Regions from separate parts of the Homo sapiens genome. Here region 2 is linked to region 1. A link is a contact called in ENCODE Hi-C data. All regions are on one chromosome and are shown on one strand. The core of a region is the stretch at or near the end of the contact, and the rest is flanking DNA. Distances in the headings are between cores, read along the strand shown. Region 1 overlaps ABTB2 (ankyrin repeat and BTB domain containing 2). Region 2 holds the start of CAT (catalase).

Region 1 (4,483 bases), core at 780-3,279:
AGAAGATTCATGGAAATGGAGATTAAGGCCATTGGTTCTTGTGGCTCTAACCTCTGGACCCTTGACACAAGGTCGGGTTTTATCATTTCCAAGCTGCGTGGCCTCAGGCAAGTCACTTAGCCCCTCTCAAGTTGTTTCCTCCTCAGCAAAATGGTGTTTTAAAAAATACCTCCCAGGGATGATGTGACTATTTAAACAAAATAACAAAATGTATATAAAACAGTTAGCATAAGGCTTGGCACACAGTAAGAACTTAGATGTGTTACAATGTTTTACCTGCATTTTCTTCTTTGAGCCACACAGTATCCCGCAGAGGTAGATACTGTTGCTGATTTCAAGATGATGGAAGGGGCTTTAGGGAGTGCTATTGCTACCATCACTGCCACTGTTCCTACTGTTGATATTCCTAGGCTTGGGTTCTGCTTTTTCCTCTAAGGCTCATCTTTCCTACTGAGCTTGTTGACTGGCTTCTTGTCATAAATCAGAGGATGTTTGTTTGTTTGAACTAGGAGGTCTTCTGAGCTTTCATTCAGGGACTGTTTCTTCCACCATGGGAGGTGAGCTCTTTCAGAGGTGTTTGCCTAAAGCTGGCCTATTGGTATCTACCTGGAGAGCCGCCACCTGGACAGCTACTGCCAGGATCTGGGGCTCCTTGGAACTTGAGGTTAAAGTTTTTAGTGCTTCACATGACCTGTGGTCCTTTGGCTGAGTCTAACAGAGGCTTCACTGAGATCTTAGCTGAGGGTGGCTTTGGGAGGAGTATCTCTGAGAAGAGTAGGACCAAAAGAGTCCTCTCTTGAGCTGTAGAAAGGATCCTTCTGAAAAGATATTTGGTCACACCTGGGTCCTGGGTTGGTTCGCACCTTGACTCCCCCAGTCACTTGGCTAGATCATATAGCTAATTATTTAACTTTGCAATACCTCAATCTTCTCATCTGCGAAATGGCGATTATACTAAAACTACCTGGCAGGCTGGTTGTGCGAATTAAATGGGATGATGCTAAGTAAAGCATTTAGCCCAGCACATGGCAGGTAGCAGCCACCAGGTATGAGCTACTGTTGCCATCTTCATTATTGTTGCTTCCCAGCAATGGCATTTGGTGCACTATTTTTTCACGTATTGTTCGCATTTTCTCCTTGAGAATGTCTTATCTGTCTAGTCAGAAAAAGCGACCCAGAAGGGGTTTAGTGTGTAAAGTGAGTGTCTAAGTTAAACTTGCATATTATGGACTCTGTGTGGTCTTTTATTCTTCCTTCTTCCCTTCCCTTCCTTCCTGTCCTTTTTTCTTTTTTTGTTTTTGTTTGTTTGTTTGTTTGTTTGGAGGATGGTGGGGCTAAGAAGCATACTGTGCAGTTATCATAAAGCATGACTGTGCAGTTGTCATTCTGGTACCCCACATGGTGACCAGCCTGCCTCCTTCCTGCTGGTTCCAGCTGTATAACAAGCTAACAAGCACCACCCAGTCAAACAGTGTAATCAGAGCTGGATTATTTCTATAGGATTAATTTGTGGTGTGAAGTGCTCATGTATTTATGCAATTGCCACTCGTTTGCCAACATCCAGAATGTGCTAAATCTGCCACTAGTGATGAAATCCAAATAACTTGGAATCATATGTAGGGAATCCAGTAATTTTCATCACCATTGTTACAAGAGAGGAGTTTAAACTGGGGGAATCCAAATGGCACCGAGAAATGATGATATCCCTGCTTTCCAGGGATGATTCTACTCAGGGAAGCACCAATCTCAAAGAGAAAACAGGAAGGACACAAGGCCAGGATATTGCATGATTGTGTTGCCATTGGTGTAACTGGGTCCTCACTGAGGGCCCTCCCAGGCGACCACACCATCGTCTTTTGTGAGGCTTCTCTGGCACTGACAGATCACTCATAGTTAATGGGTAACTCAGACTCTTCTTGCCAAATAGTTGCTTTGTTTGTTATCTGTGCTGTGGTCGCCTTCATTGTCCCCACAGCCCCTCAGGCCTCAGAAGGATGTGGTGTGGAGTGGGGTGTGGTGACCTCTAGCATGAGCCCACACACTTCTTCCCCTTTCCCTTAAGTCACTCATTGCCGGAGCTGGCTGGTTGCAGAAACATCTTGAAGCACTTTAAAAATTGATGTTCTAGACTGGGTGCAGGTTCTCACACCTGTAATCCTAGCACTTTGGGAGGCCTAGGTGGGAGGATCACTTGTGGCCAGGCGTTGGAGACCAGCCTGGTCAAGATGACGAGAAATGGTGTTTTAAAAAATACCTCCCAGGGATGATGTGACTAAACAAAATAGCAAAATGTATATAAAACAGTTAACATAAGGCTTGGCACACAGTAAGAACTTAGATGTGTTACAATGTTTTACCTGCATTTTCTCCTTTGAGCCACACAGTATCCTGCAGAGGTAGATACTGTTGCTGATTTCAAGACGATGGAAGGGGCTTTAGGGAGTGCTCTTGCTACCATCACTGCCACTGTTGCTACTGTTGATATTCCTAGGCTTAGGTTCTGCTTTTTTCCTCCAAGGCTGATGAGACCCTGTCTCTATATAAAAGTAATAGTAATAAATAAGTTTTGAAAATAACATTAGTATTCTGGAACCCACCCTGAATCTATTAAGTGAAAACCTGTAAAAGTGGGGCTAAGACATCTGTTTTTTTGTTTTGTTTTGAGAGGAAGTCTCCCTCTGTCATCCAGGCTGGAGTATAGTGGTGTGATCTCAGCTCACTGCAAGCCTTGCCCCGGTTCAAGTGATTCTGCCACCTCAGCCTCCCAAGTAGCTGGGACTGCAGGTGCACCCCACCACGCCCGGCTAATTTTTTTTTTTTTTGTACTTTTAGTAGAGATGGGGTTTCACCATGTTGGCCAGGCTGGTCTCAAACTCTTAACCTCAAGTGATCTACCCACCTCGACCTCCCAAAGTGCCAGGATTACAGGTGTGAGCCGCCATTCCCGACCAGAACATCTGTATTTTTTTTTTCTTTTCTTTTTTGAGAAGTGGTCTCACTCTGTCACCCAGACTGGAGTGCAGTGGTGCAGTCTCAGCTCATTGCAACCTCCATCTCCTGAGTTCAAGCAATTCTCCTCCCTCAGCCTCCTAAGTAGCTGGGATTACAGGCATGCGCCACCACACCCAGCTAATTTCTGTACTTTTCATGGAGACAGGGTTTCACCATGTTGGCCAGGCTGGTCTTGAACTCCTGATCTCAGGTGATCCACCCTCCTTGGCCTCCCAAAGTGCTGGAATTACAGGTGTGAGCCACTGTGCCTGGCCGACATCTGTATTTTTAAAGCAACTCTTGCGGCGATTCTAGATAAACGGGCAGGTTTGTGAATTCCATCTACATCACTGGGGGTGGATTTTATTCTGCGCTCCTCTCACAGTATGTATGGGGCAAAGGACCCTCTTGAGGATGTACAGTTTGGGAAAGGCCAGTCTTTGAGGGTCTTCTCTGTGGGTGGTAAGATGGAGATCATGGTTAGGGTGATTTGAGTAGGGGGAGGTGGGGAGAGGTGTTAGAAAGATAACCAATGTTTATTGGATGCTATCTCGTTTAATTTTTCCAACCAAATGTGATGAGTCGGTGGTGATAAAAATATAGGTTGTTATTTGCCGAATGCCTACTATGAGGTGAGCAGGACACTAGTGATTTGCATGCAGTATCTTGTGGAATCCTCACTACAGCCTGTGAGCTGTAGGTCACATTATTTATCCTCATTTTACAAATGAGGAAACTGAGGCCTTGAGATAGTTGAAATGACTTGCTCGAGGTCACCCATACACACAAGTAGCAGAGCCAGCGTTTGAGATTAGTACTGTCAGACTTCAAAGCCCACGTTTTCCATGCTGAAAGTTTTAATCAAAAGCATTAGGCTATTGGGTCAAATAAGAATCCTGCATTATAAGTACAGTGTCAGAATTTTTTGAGAAAGCTGCTTGTGCCATCTTTCCTCAAGGTACGGCCCTTTGGCCTTTCCAGTCCTGGCTTTGAGAACCTTGTTATTTCCCTAGGCTGAGACCAGCAGCCAGTCAGCTGTGCCCGTCCTAAGGCTGTCTGTGTTGTGGTCTGCTGTTCCTCCTCCTCAACCCCTGCCTCCTTCCCTACACAGCCCCTGCATGCAACTCTTCTCCCCAGACAGGCGCAGAATCGGGGCCTTCCTCAACAAATAAGCCAGGTTCCGGAAGTGCTGCAGTTTCCACCCAGGTGCAAGCCCAGCACAGGCCTCCTCTTAGCCAGCACTCATCCGAATCCACTCACTTGCACTCAGGTGGTTGTCCTCCTCAGTAAACTGAGAAGCAGTAGGGCCTTGTGATTGACGGTGTGGGTATGAAGCTGGACTGCCTGCATTCAAATCTTGGCTCCACTTCTTCTTGGACAAATTACTTCATATCTCGGTGCCTCAGTTTACTTGTCTGTAAGATAGGGATAATCCTGTTTCCCTCATATGATAGTTGTGGACAAGATTAAATGAACTACACCTCGTAAAATG
Region 2 (4,483 bases), core at 907-3,406, 100 kb before region 1:
ATCAATGTGACTGCCAATCAGGACGATGTACACAGTGCCCTGAGATGTCATGGACAAAGGGGATGGCTGTATTTCAATTAAGAGCCTCCCAACTATAGATGTGTTTTGGAGTCAGCCATTTCTCACATGGGCAACTATGTAAGGTAAATCAACAGCAGGGACTTCAACAGTTCATGATTCTCCCAAACAAGGAAGAAGGCAGCTAGTCTCAGAATAAAGGGGAGTCCTTTAAAAATGAAAATATTACACCTGTAATCTCGGTACTTTGGGAGGCCAAGGCGGGCAGATCTCCTGAGGTCAGGAGTTCCAGTCCAGCCTGGCCAACATGGTGAAACCCCATCTCTACTAAAAATACAAAAATTAGCTGGGTGTGGTGGTGGACACCTGTAATCCCAGCTACTCGGGAGGCTGAGGCAGGAGAATTGCTTGAATCCGGGAGGCGGAGTTTGCAGTGAGTGGAGATCATACCACTGCACTCCAGCCTGGGCAACAGAGCAAGACTCCGTCTCAAAAAAAAAAAAAGAAAAGAAAAGAAAAAGAAAAAGAAAATATTTTGTTTTGTAAAAATCTCACTACTTTGTCCACACTTTTCTCAATTCACCGAGTATTCATGAAAACTTCAGTGTGAACCAGGATTTGCACCCACTGGGTAAGGAAAGAGTCTTGGGTCCAAGAAGCTGAATTCTAACCTTGTCTCTGCCACTAAGTAGTGGCACATCCTTTACTAAGACTCTACCTCTCTCTGGTTTACTTTAAGAGCTCATGAACCAACCTAATGGTATATAACAAAGAACAGGGCCAAGAGGGGAGATTTTCCAGGCCCTTGGAGGAGAATGGCAGCCTTTTCCCAAACAGGGAACCATTAAAGCAATCCATGAGCACTTAGCATTAATACCCCAGTTCACGAACCTGAGTTTTGAGCAAGAGCACTAGGCAGAATAGGGAAAACAGGGCTGCAGTCCTCTGTCTACCATTAACCAGCAGCCAGGGAACAGGGCAAGACCTTTAGACTCCCTGGGCCAATCTGCCAACAGTAGACTCAGACCAGATGTGGTCTCATCTAATCCAACCTCCTCATAGATGCCCTCTGAGACTCTGCAGCCGTGGGCACAGGCCAGGAATGCCTCCCCCACCACCAAGTTAAAATCCTACTCATTTAAAAAAATTCCTGTTCAAATGTCACCTGCTTTGTCCGGCCCACCTGGTCACTCCCTCTACATTCTACAGATAACCTCTATTAGAGCCCTCACCACGCTGGAGTGTAATCATCTGTTTATGTGTCTCGTCTCCCAGACTAGACTCTCAGCTTCTCAAGGGTGTTGTTCTTGCCGCACTGGAATTTGTACACCTTGCCCCGAACAGTGCCTAGCACCTACAGGTGCTCAAAGAATAGAATAAACGCATTAATCAATCCCTAATGTCACCCCCCAGCTCTAAAATGCTAGGCTTGACATTTTGAAGTGCAAATGAGACAATGAATGTAAAAGTTCTTTTATTTAGTCGTTTAATAATGTGCATAGTACGTACCAGTCACTGTGACTGGTGCTGGAGACCTCAAGATTGTAAAACACAATCCCTGCCCTGCTGGGACCCCACAACTATGAAAGCGTGTAAACAGTATTTCAAGAAGGGCACCATTAGAGCCTGGTTCCACTTCTCCCCTCACTGACTTCCTTGCAGCTGCAGCTCTCTGCCTCTTTCCCCATGAGCCCTCAATCTGTCCTCAAGCTGCGACCTCTGTCCCAGTTGGCAAAAGTGCAAAATTCTGAAGCAACCACCCGAGCCTGTCGCGGACAACAAAGCCTGCAGTCCCGCGCCCCACTACCCGGACCCCCCTCCCCTGCTTCGGCGAATGTAAAAGTCCGTCTGCACCGAAGGGGATCCCCCCTGCCCAGTGAGCCGCGGTACAGTCCCTCCAAGCGCCGCCCCGGGGGAAGCCGGGCCTTTACTTGCCGACGCCCCCGCTTTCTAAACGGACCTTCGGGCCCGCTCGGGGAGCACAGAGTGTACCTGCGCGGCCCGCTGCTCCTTCCAGTGCTGCATCTGGTCGCTGGCGGGATCCCGGCTGTCAGCCATAGCGTGCGGTTTGCTGTGCAGAACACTGCAGGAGGCCTCGGCTCGTGGGTCTCCACCCTCAGCAGGCAAATCTGCCTGTTGCCCCGAGTCCGTGGCGACTTCAGGCTCAGCCAATCAGCACCACCCCCTCGTCCCGCCCCCTCGGGAGGACTGCCTTCTGATTGGCTGCTCGGCGCTAGGCAGGCCAAGATTGGAAGCCCAATGGGCTCGGAGCAGGGCTCTCCGAAGGAGGCCTGAAGACCGGAGATACCCAGGAGGGTGCGGAAAGGAAGGGTCCCGCTCTGGCCCAGCAATTGGAGAGCCTCGCCCCGCCGGCCCGGGGTGCCCGGGATAGCCGAACCCAGGGCGGGGCTCCCGGTTATCAGCATCCTTCAGGCCGCCCTGGGACGCGGCCGTTGGTGGCCTGCCAGTTTTGCAGACGGAATACTTAGACCCTGCTGGGTGGGGCCTTGCGCTCCATAGCTATGCTTTCTCAGCTCTTAAAAAGTCAGCAATCCTGGGTTAAATTACTCTGTACAAAATTAAATTTTGCCATACGCTAATGTAAGTATTATTTGCAACCAAAGGATGGATGGATGCTTTTCTTTTTCTTTCTTAGCTCTTCTTAACTTATTCGTGGATTATCACTTACTAGACTAGTATACTAATTATTTAATATAAAAACACTCTGAAACGTTTATCTCCGTACAGATGGGTGTTGATTTCCTCCTTTACCAGAGAAAAACAACTTAACTTAGATGGGAAAAATGTATTCCCTTGTGATGGGAAAAATGTATTCAACTCTGGTACACTGCCAAATTGGCTTCTTTAAACACTGGAGAAATCTGCTTCCCCAAATTTTACCCCCAGGTAAGCAGGAATTTTGAAAAGCTTTGTGTCTTTAAAAAGCTATGTTGAAGAGTAAAATACTTAGTAATATATAGTACAATATTTAGTAAGTTACTGACTAGTTTGTCATTGTAATCAAAGAGTTTGAATGATTTCTACACCTCCTCAGGTGCTAGGATTTATCTTTAAGCACCTTAATATATATACATAGTATATACCATCATCTTCAAATTAAAAGTTATCAGCTTTTAATTTTTTCCAGTACAACTACATATAATGGGTGGATATATAATAGTGGAAACTTCACATGTTGTTCTTGATCTTACAAAAGTATGATAAGAATCTTGGGCATAAAAGTGGAACTTTAGCAGTTCATTGGAAAAGAAAGCCACAAATTGATCTTTAGCACCCTATACTTTTCCTATATTAAAAACAATTATAAAGATGCTGTTGGCTGTGTAATTTGGTGTCTTTTTCTACCTGCCCGATCCATACTGCCAAGACTGTAAACTCCATGTGGGTCAGGATCCTCCCATCCATAATTTATTGAGCACTTACTATATACCAGGGACTATTCTCAGCTTTTTGTATATTTGCTTAGTTAACCCTCCCAACAACCCTATGAGTTAGATACTAATATTATCTTCATTTTACAGATTAGGAAACAGAGGTATAGGGAGGTTAAATAACTTGCCCAAAGTTACACAGCTATTAAGGGATAGTCAGGATTCTAGCTTCAGCTGTTCATCTCCAAAGTCCACAGTTTGTTGAATAAATAAATGTTGAAATAATCGAGCAAATCATCTTCTTAACTAACCAACACAAATATCAACAAAATAAATAAGAGACCTGGAGTCATTTCTTAACCTTTATTCATTATATAAAAAAAAGCATGTTTTTTTTTCCTTTGTTTTTGTTACTATGGATTTGAATTCCTAAAGAATTATTTCTAGAGAAAGAAATGGAGAAACAAGACTGGTTTCTGATCTTGTCATATCTTGTATTTTAAAATAAAGGGCAGGCTTACAAGTAATGACAATAAATTTATAATGTTACATAGGAGGCTGGGTGCGGGGGCTCACGCCTGTAATCCCAGCACCTTGGGAGGCCGAGGCAGGCGGATCACTTGTGGCCAGAAGTTCGAGACCAGTCTGGCCAACATGGTAAAACCCCACCTCTGCTAAAAATACAAAAATTAGCTGGGCGTGGTGGCACACGCCTGTAGTCTCAGCTACTCAGGTGGCTGAGGCGAGAGAATCACTTGAACCCAAGAGGCGGAGGTTGCAGTGAGCCAAGATTGTGCCACTGCACTCCAGCCTGGGTGACAGAGTGAGGCTTCATCTCAAAAAAATTAAAAATTAAAAAAAGTCACATATTAGGTGGAAGTTCTATCGACTATAATTACAGCTTAAATGAAAACACTTCTTAAAATCAGCCCTAGTTAAAAAATACTTGAAACCAAACCAATACAATTACCTAAAGGTAATTGCAAGTGATTGGTTAGGTAAACAAATTGGGTTCTAGGTTTTAATATTTTAGTCATATGAATTCATGGGTATTTTTATTGATATAAATAAAA

The links. A loop is a pair of places that touch in the nucleus more often than their neighbours do. Pooled maps may share reads with other maps.
Region 2: a loop to region 1 is called in a pooled map, with 2.1 times the contacts of the local background. The contact joins the promoter of CAT here to the enhancer-like site in region 1. A Hi-C loop is called at or near these places in 1 of 50 pooled maps.

The regions. Positions count from the first base shown.
Region 1 is chr11:34,336,882-34,341,364 of GRCh38, reverse strand. All of the region lies in intron 1 of ABTB2 (ankyrin repeat and BTB domain containing 2), which reads left to right. Among named protein-coding and RNA genes, the nearest start is that of ABTB2, 19 kb to the left of the region's middle. Within about 2 kb of position 2,029, at least 3 of the 41 ENCODE cell types and tissues checked have a DNase peak (open chromatin) inside an H3K27ac peak, as active enhancers do.
Region 2 is chr11:34,436,607-34,441,089 of GRCh38, reverse strand. CAT (catalase) reads right to left here and starts at 2,156. Exons shown (of 13, transcript NM_001752.4): 1 at 2,011-2,156. The coding sequence starts at 2,076. RefSeq lists enhancers at 1,824-2,123, 2,294-2,343.